Regions from separate parts of the Homo sapiens genome. Here region 2 is linked to region 1. A link is a loop called in an ENCODE intact Hi-C map of the cell type or tissue named here. Cell type or tissue: IMR-90. All regions are shown on one strand. Each heading gives the region's core, and the rest is flanking DNA. Links, peaks and the distances in the headings are about the cores only.

What was found. Peaks named below come from ENCODE experiments on the same cell type or tissue, not always from the same donor. Only the 100,000 strongest peaks of a DNase experiment are listed, where the experiment ranks them.
Region 2: a loop joins it to region 1, with 4 times the contacts of the local background. A loop is called at or near these places in 3 of 110 quality-filtered maps.

The regions. Positions count from the first base shown.
Region 1 is chr7:78,767,667-78,774,439 of GRCh38, reverse strand. The region is part of intron 2 of MAGI2 (membrane associated guanylate kinase, WW and PDZ domain containing 2); the gene reads left to right. Among named protein-coding and RNA genes, the nearest start is that of MAGI2-AS2, 240 kb to the left of the region's middle. In IMR-90, for the core only: no CTCF peak of the experiment used is centred there; a DNase peak (open chromatin) is centred at 3,759; H3K4me3 peaks cover 1,976 bases.
Region 2 is chr7:78,719,073-78,725,845 of GRCh38, reverse strand. All of the region lies in intron 2 of MAGI2 (membrane associated guanylate kinase, WW and PDZ domain containing 2), which reads left to right. Among named protein-coding and RNA genes, the nearest start is that of MAGI2-AS2, 290 kb to the left of the region's middle. In IMR-90, for the core only: no CTCF peak of the experiment used is centred there; no DNase peak of the experiment used is centred there.

The DNA of each region.
Region 1 (6,773 bases), core at 1,032-6,031:
TTTTAGTGGCTTCTTAGCCCCAGTTCCTGTGAGGCTTCGTACAGCGTTACTGTGTTTCCTATGTTTATGATATTGCCTTTTGTAGCACGAGTACTCCTTTACTTGAGCTAGTTGAATTCTGTTGTTTCACCCAAATATCCTCTACAACAGCTTCTAAATAGTCTTTTTTCTGTCTTGCCTCTCTCCAAACCAATGATTACCAACCTCGGATGCATTGGAACCACCTTAGAAGATTAAAATCAACAATGTTTCCGGTTTCTATCCCCAGATGTTCTGATTCAAGTAATTTAGAGGTGGCCTGCATTTGATTGGTTAAAATCTCTACAGGTGATTCTGGTACTCAGCAAACACTACAAAACCAGTGTTTCCAGAAATTTTATGATAATAATAATTGCCTGGGATACTGCTTAAAAATAGATATTCTTGGACTTCTCTAGATTTGGAGTGGAACCCAGTGATATATATATTTACTATAACTTGCAGGTAATTCTTATAATTAGGAAAGTTTGGAAAACACTGCTGTCATCTGCCCTTCACCTTGCTGCTAAAATAATCTTTGTAAAACATGTAATTGTCTAGCCAAAGAACTTTAAATAACTTGCCATTACATCTCAGATGAAGCACAAATTCCTTGGCAGAACATTTAAGATCACTCGCAGCCCTTTAGGTTTGTTCGTGTTCTTTGTGTCTCTGCCTGAAAACCCCCTGCCTTTACTTACCTAGAAAACTGACACATACTTAAAGGCTCAGTTCGAGGGTTACCTATTCTATGTGACTGTCCTGCCTCGCCTTAAGGAGAATTTTTCTTCTTTTTCTGACACTCCATAGCACTTTGTACCAACATCTATTACATGTTAATGGGTACCTGTTTTGAGTTTCTGAAAAACACTCTGTTTTCTTTTTCTTGTACCCCTCAGTGCTTAGTATGGTGCCTAGCACAAAAGAAGTGCTCAGTGAACATTAGTTGAATAAATGAGTGCATTAGTAAACATTTATTCTACCCTCTGTCAGCACTTCAGTTTGTTCCTTGAGTAATGGAAGGCATTTTGAAAAGTTGGCTAGGGTTAGTTGCTATACTGTTTTTGCCAATTTATATCAATCTTTTTTTTTTTGGGACTGGCCTGTCTTTGGTAAGTTTTAATAGGCTTCTTTAAGTCATGATCTTTCTGTTTTTAATAGAAAATACATGCAGTCCATATTCCATGTTCATCAAGTCTCTGTTAGAATAGCTTGGAGCCTGAAAGTTGTGTCTGTATTGGATATGCTTAGGTGTGTCTGTCCTGCCTGTGGTCTTCTCAGAAAATACACTAGTGTTAGGGTTAAAGCTCACAAATTATCTGATCTAAGGTAATATGTCTTTCTCACTGTCTGTCCTTGCCTACATTTTGCACATTCAAGGAAAGTGACTCCATGGCCAAAAGAACAAAAGCCAGTGGGTGAAGTAGGGAAAACAAACAAAACAAAACTCTGAATAAATGCAAAATGAAAACAGCCAATGCTAGAGGGAAAAAAGAAAAGGTGAAAGAACAGCAGATTTGGTTATTAGAAGCTATAAAGTGAAATCTTTTATGTTTTTTTCCTATAACATTTTAGGTCTTTCTAAATTTGCCTAAGCCGACTTACTTTTCGAGGGAAGATTTTTTTATTGTCCAATGTTTTGGTGCCAATTTTTGTAGCACAAACTGAAGCTAAATTTGCAGCCAGTTAGCATATAATTTATTTTAAAAGCTTAAATGGGATCTTTTCCATGCAAGGTAAAGCTTTGCAAATACAAAGCCAGCAAGAACAGTGAATAGTTCTTATTCATTTTAGGTGTTGATGGAGGGGACTGGGTGTATTTCGGCTGCAGTCCTCAGTCCCAGCAGCAAATGCAACACTCTTCCAACATCATTCTGGAAGGAGGGAGAGGCTGTTTGTGTAAGAGTTTGAAATGTTATCTTTTGTGGCAAGGATAATGTGATTCTATGTCAGCTCTTCCTCTATTTTCCTCTTTTGCTGAGGCACCAGTATCATCATGCTCCTGAATTAAGAATCCGTGGACAGAACACCAAATGCCAAATAAGAGTTTTCTTCTGATGCTTGTTGGTCTTCATTCTAATAATTTATCACCTAGCCTTACAAAGTACTTTTTATCTGAGTGTTCAAAAAAATGACTGATTCTTTGACCCTTGAAAGAAAGTGGATATTATCTCATTTTTCTTTACAGTATTCCTAACAGCAGATTACGTATCTTTTCTATTCAGTGGTAGAGATAGAAGAGATGGTCTCCACTGGATATTAAAAACTTTGCAGCAGAGGAGAAGATGGTGTCAAATTTACTCTTTAGGGCCTAGGTCCATAGACTATAAATGTATCTTCAATACTATACTAGGTTAGCACAAGTTTTTCCAGTTGTTTCTGTCTCTGGGGTGCTGTGTGGTCTTAGCATCTGGACACCCTTCTCTACTAGGCTTGCTTGATTGGGTTGCAAGAAGAGGATACTTGCTATATTTATTACATTTATTTTCTATTTAAGACAGAGACACTGAAACAGAGAAGGGAAAAATTATTTGTCTCAGAGCAAAGCATTACTCATTATTGAATCTAGTTCCACAACAGCAAACTATTGATTTCTACCTATGCTATGTGCTTTGGTGTTTTTGTCACTTATTTTTTTTTCCTTTCACATTATTATTTTTATTGTCTTTTACAATGGTCCTTAACTTCAAGATAAGTTTAAATGGATGTCAAAGAAAAGACCAATTTGAAAAAGTGTGTAAGTAGTAAAATGACTGATTCTTTGACCCTTGAAAGGAAAAGAAACAGTCATGCTTACAAGTTTAAAAGAATTGTTCAGCTGGATGATTCTGAAAGGATACAGCCTTGTTATTAACACTGAAAAGTTTAATTACATTTCATTATACTATACTAGCTTCTCTTAATTGGTAAAAGGGGACTATGAAAGCAAAAACAAAAATGCTTAATCTCTAGGAGCTAGATTTTCCTCGCTGCTTTGTAATGTAAATGTGCCTGTGTGTATATTAAAATTCACACACTCCATCCATCTCACTGGCTTTTAATGGAGGGGTCACCTGACTTCACCTAGAGCCGCCCCCCTCCCTTTCCCAGAGGAAACCCAAAAGTGAGAGACAGGCGCGTAGATAACACAGGTTCTTGTGCTGAGAGATGTAAATGCCCCTGACTGACCGGGAAGCGAGCGAGGTTGCTGGTGGGGGTTGGGGAAAGGGAAACGGAGGGAGAGAGCATAAGCGAGAGAGGGGAGAAGGAGAGAGAGGGAGAGGGAGAGAGGGAGAGGCAGAGGGAGACAGAGAGAGAGAGAGAGAAGTGCTGCATGCTTCATCTTTGAGAGGAGGGAAAACAAAAGAGCTCAGCGGCAGTTTTGTGTTGCTGTGTCTGGCTTAAAGAGGAAAATTCTAGACATCCATGTTGAAAAATCAAAGCTCAGCTGAGACTACTTCTATCAAGAAAATTATTTTTATCTGCGAATGGGTTGGATCAGTACAGGTGGTTTGAGAAGACACTGACTGAGGACCATGGAAAGGTGGGAGAGGACGTGCGGCTTCTCTGCTTCCTTTGAACAGAGCTCTAGGTTAGTAAGCTGAAACTGACCCGGGTCTGGCTTAAATATCTGTATGTGCATATGTGTGTGTGTTCTATTTATAGCCTCCAAACCCTTCTGCTCCTCAACCCCTGGGGAAAGCAGTGCCATATTCCACCAGATGTGAACCTAAACTTGATTCGACTCTCACTTCATTTGCCAAATGCCTCTCGTTTGTTTGCGGAGCTTTTGTTTAATACAGCCAGTGGAGAGCCATCATGATGTCTCCTTCTGAGTCAGAATGTGTGTTTCAGCCTTAGATTGTCAGGTGGCTGTTTGGAGAACAGTTAGTGTTTTGCTCCAGAAAGCTGCAAATGCATGATTAGGTTATTGTGAAATGTAAACAGCAGATATCTGCTGACTTGGCATTTCTTCTAATGTCAGAATAGTTCAGAGAACCAAGTGCATTTGCCTTATCTTTATTTCCCACGTAATTGACTTCAAATATAATAAGTTTGAAATGGCACCCCATCAACAAAGACACACACCAGGTATTCTTCCAGCAGAGTGTGTTTTACCTCCTATTGGAGCCGAAGCTTAAAAAATTAATTTTATGGGGACCTGGTTTGGGGAAAAAAATACAATGTGTTATAATTAAAATAGGTTTAAAGCCTTTTTTACAACCAGTGGGTACAGATGTGTGTAAAACAAACACATAATTTCTCTTGTTTCTTGCTGTGCAGATAGAGTGTCTTTTGTTCCAGCATGTGTATTTTCCTGTGTTTTTACAAAGAAAGCATTGCTTGTGCTTTCCGTGATAGCAAGGGGCTTGTATGCCAATTTGCCATTGTGCCCTGGTCAAGAATCTGCTCTATTCTGAAGTAAACTGCCCAGAGGTATTAGTCAAGAACGTGGAGAAGGGTGGGGAGTAGGAAGAGATGCTTTTTTCTCTTCCTCTTTTTTTTCCCCTTTGACTCAGAAGTGTCTAATTCACATGATGTTAAGAGGAAATGGGGGGAAGCATTTAGTTCTGAATAGGATGCAGTTCGGTGCCATGCAGTTGCCACAGACTATAACAAGAAGATGCTCGGAGCTGAGGGAATCACATTTGTAATGGGGACTCTTTAAGAAAATGTTCTGTGAGGGTGACTGGCTGAGTCCCTTTGGACCAAATTAAGATGCGCTCTGGCAGTGCACTAGCAGCTGTGAGCTGACATTTTCTTGTGAACCTAGTGAAAAATGGCTCCATATCTCTGTCTCGTCCTGAGGGAGATGGTCTTTGAGTAGTCGAGCCGTTCCTCAGCATTGTGATTTGCTCTGATCTCTGTTTTCTGATGGGGACGGACTGACTTGTGGTTCCTTTCAGTTCGCCTGCCTTTTTAAATCTCGCTTGAATGGGGAGTGGGTGGTGACGGTTTTACTTCAGTACAAACTACCCAGAGCAAAGCTTGCAGAAGATATCTTTCTGGCAATCATAGGTTTCCATTTTTAAAAGGGTAGATTACATATATTTTCGGACGTGATCTAAAGCACTTTGTTGTTAAGTGGGCTCATCAAACAATTTCTTTAAGGAAAGACCCATGCATGTGTGGCAGCTTACATTTGGACTTTCGGGAGGGCTGACAGGTTAAAAAAAAAAATAGATATTTGCCTGTATCGTCCATCTCTGAAAGTAAAAAGCTGTGTTTTTGTATCTTATCATGTTTTCCCTTTTTAGCATTGTGATCCATTGTGCAAGGAAAAAGATGTGTCCCCGCGCTAGAATGCAGGGAGGGAATGTACTACTGTCCTGTACTACACATGTGCTTATTAAAGAATTCCTGTACTGAGCAGGGAGTGGAGGTGCTACAGCAGCCACACTGTTCCTTTATTTGGGCTTTGGTTTGTGAAAGCTCCAGCCAGCAGAGGCAGGATGCGCTTTAGCAGAGAGCTCTGGTTTGAGGGACTGATTAAGAGCATGTGTTGTTTGGGGGTGTGCGAAATCGGTTCTCTATTGTATAGCATTTTAGGATGATTGTGTGACTACAGAGCAGGTTTAAATCTTAGGCAAGAGGTACAGTGTTGAGGCACTATCCACTAGAGAGGGGAGCATGAGGATGCAAAATAGTGCAATAGTATGTGCATTGTGCAGAAAAAAATAATAATTCTTTAAATTTTATGCTAGTTTCCAAATTATAGAAATTTGGAAACACTTCAGATGCTTTCTGCAAAATGACATGGAGTCATCTCCACACTAGGACAAGAAAGACTTGAGTACAATACTTTTAACAAGATGGAAACAGTTTCGTAAGTGTTTTAAGTGTAATAATATTTGCTCCACTGAAGGGTAACCCTCCAAGGGTTTTCATCGTGAGCACCTTCCCATAGGCTGAGAATTAGAGCACAGATTTTCATGGTGTCTGTTTAGAATAATTTTGATAAAGCTAAGACCTTACAGAGGCAATAAGATTTGCCTCTTTAGTAGAACAATGGAAATGGAACTTTAATACAGCATGTAGATCCGATTGCTGCTTTTATACATGTAGACAATCTGACTATGGTACATGGTGTGCTTTGGGGAAATTGATGCAATTATAGTAGAACAGCAAACAAAACAATAGGTGAGGTGATATAATGAAAACATGGATCTCAAAGTTCCTAAGAGGATTACCAAGTCACCCTTAAATATTGTTAATGACTACAGGTGAGGTGGTTTTACCCAGAGAAATTTCAGATGTTCAGAATTAGAGGACCATGTTTGTAAAGCTAAGAGCAGAGCTTGCTGGATCTTGGAGAAGATGGATGGCACTCATATTTAAACCAGATAATGTGTACATATAAAAGAATCACAATCTTAGAAACTTCCCACCAATGGAATTTTGTTTTAAAAGTTGCAAAATAACTAAACTGTAGAAAATAGTTCACAGCTCAGAAACCATCAAGGGAGAAATGAGAACATCCAGAAATAACAAAATTTTCGCAGTGAGATTTATGTGCTACCTGAACAACATTTAAGATGCCGATGAGTTCTTAATGAGAGCTAAAAAAGAAAAATTCACATTTGGAAATAAGTGTCTGTATTCCTGTATTCCTATAGCTTTGAGCTTGGAAAACACAAAATTTCCCAAGAATAAATTAGTTATTCGTAAGATGCCTGTGGCACGTAAAGGAAAACTTGATAAAACAATTAAGTTTCAGGCAAACATATTTTACTCTAACTGAATTCTTCTTGAAACATTTTTAATCACAAAGCTAC
Region 2 (6,773 bases), core at 904-5,903, 48 kb after region 1:
AGTTTAACTTTGTTTGTTTGTTTGTTTGTTGTGGTTGTTGTTGTATTGAGACCGAGTTTCCCTCTGACGCCCAGGCTGGAGCGCAGTGGCGCAATCTCGGCTCACTGCAAGCTCCACCTCCCAGGTTCCCGCCGTTCTCCTGCCTCAGCCTCCCAAGTAGCTGGGACTACAGGCGCCTGCCACCACGCCCGGCTAATTTTTTCTATCTTTTAATAGAGACAGGGTTTCACCGTGTTAGCCAGGATGGTCTCTATCTCCTGACCTTGTGATCTGCCCGCCTAGGCCTCCCAAAGTGTTGGGATTATAGGCGTGAGCCACCGTGCCTGGCCTAGTTTAACTTTTCATTTCTGTCATTCAGCATAGTGCCTGACCCACAGTTAATACTTGGTAAACAGTTGCATAGTGCGTGTTTTCAGTGCTGTGATGGGGATTTATTTTTAAAAAGTACAATGGAAGGTTTAGAAAGGAAACAACATATAAACCTGATTTGTTCAAAAGTGAAGATCAAAATAGTTCTATGGTCATTTTTTAAATTTTTTTAGTGCTCAGAAATCCACACCTAAGCATGAACCATTTTTCGATCTATTAGTTCACCTTTGGATTCACTTATAGATTAACTTAGTAACTTGGGCCCTAAAAACCATAAGCGTTAACGCTTCAAAAAAGACGTAAATTGTTAACCAGCTGCCTTATTTTTCAGGAAACTTAATTAGCTTTTCTTCATAAAAGACATTTTATCTGCAGGGCTTAAAAATGCAACGTTGTTTTAATGTAAAAAATATAATTGAGAAAATAGCTTTGCAATCCTCCTTCATTCCAGTAAATGTGTCCTGCTAGCCATTTGTTATTCCTAGTTCCTCTATTTTTTTCTTTAACATTTCAAAAATCTTCACTGAATATTAAAAATGAGAAATTATTGGGCACTTAGAGCGCTTCTCTCCAATTGGCTCAAGGTCTTCTAAAGTCACTCCTTCAATGATTCATGTGACATCCTTCTGAAGTAAAATGGTGCAACTGGCAAGTGCTGTTATGCATTGTTATTAGAAGTTGAAACTCAAAAGTTAGGTGGTCTAGCCTTGGACCAGCTGGAAGTGTGTTGGCATATCTCAGGGTACATGTCTCAGTGCTGGAATTGCTGTACAAGACATGCTACATGCTAGGAAAGCATTTCAGAGTAATCTCCTGGCACCTCAAAGAGGCACACAGGAGCAGGCAACCTTTCTTCTCCTTCCTCCTCAACAGGAGCAATAGAACTAAGGGCCAGAATAGAGAACTCCACAAACTAAATAAGGGCGCCCATACTTTAATGCAAATTGTGAGACAGTTGGGTTCTGTAAACTCCCTCATCAATTTCCTGCACCTTCTCATTTTTAAAATGACTGTGCACTCGACTTGAAAGCTTCTGCTCCTTGCTTTCCTGCCATCTACAACTATGGTACCATCATAGGTGCTGGAAATCCCTTGCACTTTCATCTGACTCTCTCATTTGAAACCCATCTTTTAGTAAAGCTCCATTACTTTTTCAGTCTTTAGTCTACACAGAATATAAGCATTGCAATTTAGTCTCTGTTTTGAACCTATGCTAGTGGCCTAGAGAGGGAAAGAGATGTCCCCAGGCAATGTAATGTCTATATCCTCTCTTCCTACATGTTACTATGCTGTGCCCCTGACTCAACCTTTTCATTCTTCTATACATTTCCTTTAGTTATCCTTTTAATCATTTCATTGTGATCTCTCATCTCCTCAGCTACAGCACCCAATTAAAGCCTTCTTCCCTGGCAGTACTCATTGTCTCAGTGATTGACTTTCTGTGCAGCAAGCAGCAGGACCTAGACCACACCCCTGCTATTTTGGTAACATTATCACCCAGTTTTCCTTCTTTTTTCCTCTTTCTCCAGGCAATCAAATGTAGACACTCCTCAATGTTATTCCCGAGTGTGGCTTCGTCATGTTCTGTTTTGCCTCCCCAGCAACCTTACCTCCTCCCATGGCTTCAACTACCTTTCACAACATCTATCTCCCTATACTTTGAATTAAGCTTTTACCTGCTCAAGAAATTTTAGAAACTCCCTGTCATGTATTTAATAGAGTCAGTACTCCCTGGTTTTGACATTCCTGATCCAAATCAATTTCCCTCTGACCTATAGTCATCTCTTCTGTTACTCTCTAATTTTCTTATTGTTAGCCAATCTAGGCCACTGGTTATTTCCTCACTCTACACCCTCTTGCTCTTGTGCCTAACTTAGTCTCTTTCCTCTTCTTAATTGCCCTTCATACTATCTCTACATACCCTAATTTTACCTATTTTTCTAGAAATACCTCAAATACTGCATCCTTCATGATGTTGTCATTGCCTCTCCCCCTTGAAGCAGTCCCTTATCAATGTTTTGCAATATTTGGTCAGAAGCTTACTTGTTTCAGAATCACTTATGGTTCTTATTAAATATGCAAATTCCTAGGCCTCTGCCCACACTTACAAATGTGTTAGGGCCCAGGCCTTCTTGAATTTAGTAAGTGCTAAATAAATATGGTTGATTGAAAGAAAATGGATGAATGTATTTTATTAGCCAGCATCCAATGAGCAATAGAATTTATAAGGCCATCTTATAAACATATATATTGACCAAAGAAAATAACAGTTTACATTTTTCTTTTGTTTTGAAGAAAAATCAAAGTATATTTAAACAATATTAGGATATTATTTAAAAGATTAATCATGCGTTTCTAAGTATGGATGCTTCCTTGATCACTGCAATGCTTAACAGACAACTTAATATCTTAAGGTGGCCTGGGATTTACTAACCATTTTCTCTTAGCAACTTTACTGAGTGCTCTTTGGCAATAATTTCCACATTCTTACATCTTCCTTTTCCTTTAATATGAATCGCATCAACTAGATAAGCCAACTATAATTCTATGATTATATTATTCTATAATTAAGCTATATGGCTTTAGGAGGGCTATGACTTCTGATTTTAGACTATTCCTGGTCAATCCTATAAAACATAAGTACCCACATTTAAGTTCCCCCAGGGATTCTCACAAAAGAGTTCAAGACTCTTAGACAAACTGTCTAAGAAACAAATGTATTTAATTGTCCTTAATATCATTCATGTTAAATTATTTAACAGAGGTTGTTTTGAGTATGTGTTAAATTTAGCCCGTGTCTTACTGCTTACGTTATTAACTGATATATCACACTGAGACTGATGTTTTGCCATTGTGGTATTGTGCCTGAAAATGAAGCCAGAGTTCTGGGCTTTTTTGATGATGAGATTTAAGATCTATATTTCTTTGGCTATAGTCTTGAGCAAATAACTCTAATAAGAATGAAAATAGTGTCTTTGGTAGAAATTCATTTTGTAACATTTGAATATGGAAAGGTGACTATGAATATACCCTCAAAATTACTTGTGCGATTATTCCTGGGTTATGTGTTAGGCCTATGAAACCTATTTTGAAACATGTTCCCATGCAGAAATATGACAAATAATGGGTTAAAATTGTTGTGCTATTTCCTCCTGAGAGTGTCATGATTAGATATATCGCCTTCTCACAGTTCAAATTTTAGTTTTACTGGTGGATATTAGTTTTGAAAGTAAAACTACATTGCTTATTCCCATATTATTACTGCTATTTATTATACAATTTCCTAGATTAAACAATACATTCAAATGAGGTAATGAATTATGTGTTTTAAGAGCAGAATGAGCTATATTTGTTATAGAATATTATGTTAAATCTTCATTGACAACATTAAAGAGTCATACCTTTTATGGGTGTTAGTTAATTACGTATACTTATTTCCTTGGAACAAGATATATTTTACAAATAAAAAAGTTTTTCTATAATATTTTGCTCTCACTAAAAGTAATAATAGATTATACAATACATTTTATTAAAATCTAAACAATCAAGTTTGCTAGTTGTTTATGTCAGTTCTTTGATTTAAATTTTCTGAGTCTAAATGTTACTTCACTCTACCTTACATTTTTCTCTTCTCTTGAAGAAAATAAAAATTATTATTTTTATCTGTTTATGTTTGGGTTTATAAATTAGACTTGGAAATTCTAATACTCATTGGATGCTAGCTAGGAAAGCTTGTCTGAACAAATCTTACCCTTCAGCCTTGATATAATCAGTTTCTTAGTAAAAAGCTACCATCTTAGTTCTTTGAGAACCTTCTCAATAAATTCTTTGCAGATTTCTCACAATTTAATAGGTTGGAAAAAATTGGAATGACTAGAAGACTGAATTTAATTTCAAGATAAGCACAAATTAGAAGATTTCAATATGTTCCTTTCAAAATTCTGCATCTACCCGGGACCTGCCTCTGTGATAAGGGGATATCTATTCTCTGCTTTCTAAAGTATCAGGTAACCCACATATGTCATACATATGCCCTTGGTAACTTGAAGGTACAGGCATATTGATTTTTTTAAAGGAACCTACAAATAGTAGGATTATTTGAGATTAATTCTTATGCTACCTTAGTCACTCTGTGATAGCTAACTATATGCTGAGAGACTTCATTATTTTTCTGGGCATATACATTCTGGGCATATACATACATATACAGTGATTTTATACATCACTGCTTAGGTGACCTAAAAGATGTTATACAAAAATTCCATTTATTAGAGAGGACCCAGCCATGAGGAAGAACTGGTACAGTGTGGGTGAGTAAAAATGTAAACAGAATACATAGATTTCCTATTTTTTTCTTGGTTATGTAATATTGGTTTAAGCACTGGTATAATTGCTTACTAGAGTTAATGTTAGATGTTAGCTTTTTAAACGTTAGGTCCAACTCTTTCTTCAGAGTTCTTCTAGAAAAATGATTAGGCCCCCTGTATCTCCATTTCAGATTTCAATCAATTATGTTGCGATTCTCCTTACATACTGTGTGGCATTAAATCACAGAATTTCCCCAGAAGGAACAATTTTATGATCCATTCATCACACTTGCTATTTTTATATCCTTTGTGGAACCACAGGTTAGATCCAAGGGTTGTCTATTTGATCTTTCTTACCTTTGAGAAATAAAAGTTGATTATTTGGTTTTCTGATGAAGGAAAAGATGATTTTTTCTCAACTTATCCTTTGAGAAATTAATCTCCATGGACTTTGAATAAAATGGCATGTAGTGTCCCCAGGGTACAAATGATTTAGAAACATCTTTTCCCACGACAGCTGTACATTAGTAAGCTGCTTTGTATATGGTGGTGTCCTGTACCACAAATGGACCATTTCTCGTGGTCTTCATTATTAAATGTAAGAGATTATTCTGACATGTAATGAATAATATTTTATAAATTATAAATTATATATCTAAATAAATTATACAACTAATGGTTAAGATGACTGATTTTAGACCCATACTGTCCAGATTTAAATGTCAGCTTCACTTACTAGCTGTGTCTAGGAGCAAGTTAATTATTCTGTACCTCAGTTTCTTCATCCATAAGATGAGATCCCTAATAGTTTGAATCTCATAGGTGTATTATAAGGATTAAGTGAGTTAGTACACACTCAGTGTTGTATGACTGGCACATAGGAAGCATTCAGTGTTAGCTATTACTATTTATAGCTTAGGGGAAAAACAAAGTCATACTTATCAGATGTCAGTACTGTGTTTCTCCAAATGTTGCTTCTAAATTTATCCCTCTTAGGAAGGCAGGATTTATTTGTAATTTTATATATAGTTAATTAGATATATTTTGACATATTTACAAAAGAATTTATCTGCATTTTAGGTAATCTTATCTAGCCACAGTACTATGATATATGATTCTGGAAAATGTGGAAATGCAGCCATTTGATATATTTTTGTAGATTATGAGTTCATAGTTAATGAAAGATAACCGAGTAGATTTAACTAAATATTTATAATAACTAAAATTATAGATGATAAATTATATAAAGTGAAAGATTAGTGCACACATTAAACTGGAGTTGCATATCACCTCTATTTAAACTTTTTACTTATTTCAAGAAAATAATCACAAACAACTACCCTCTAGAAAAGATGGTTCAAATTAAATTCTGTCCACAGGAAAGGTATGTTTGGAGAGTAAGTCCCCTGTAATGAAACTATTGATAGTACTGCAGCCAGGCCCCTCATATGTCAAACACCTGCTTTGGTGAGACAAGTTTAATGCATAGAAAGAGCTCTTAATAGCAGCAATAGGATTCCAAACCCTTGGCATGACCTTTGTCGTTGAAAGTAAAAGAAAGAGGGTTGCAACTTGCTTATTTTCTTCGTGCAAGATCCTGCATAAACCCCAATACACGATCATAATTCTAACTAAATGATTTTTTTAAACGTAGTGGTTTCTATCACTCACTCCTTTTTCAGTAGACATACTGATGACAATGTCACTTCTGTAAACTTTTGGAGAACATAGTCTTACTAAACTTGCCAACACAATGCTTAGGTTATTTGAAGGTCACTTACAGTTGGATTTTTTTTCTTTATTTTTTTTCCTTCAACCTTAAGGGAAGCTATTTGATAAGCTTTAGTTTATTATACAAAAAATGGGTATTATTTTATTTGGACATGCAGTATTTGTAAGACTTCAATTGTTTATTTTATTAGAATGTAAAATTGATTGGAACAGCATGTGTCAGATCCTTGAGTTCAAACAAATTCTTACCTTTTTCTTTAACATCCTATTAATTGGTTCACATAGAAGGTATAGGGAAACTGGCTCTCCAGAATGTTGGAAAGCTGGAGGCAGAGAAATTCTTCAGGTAAATCTAGATATTCATCC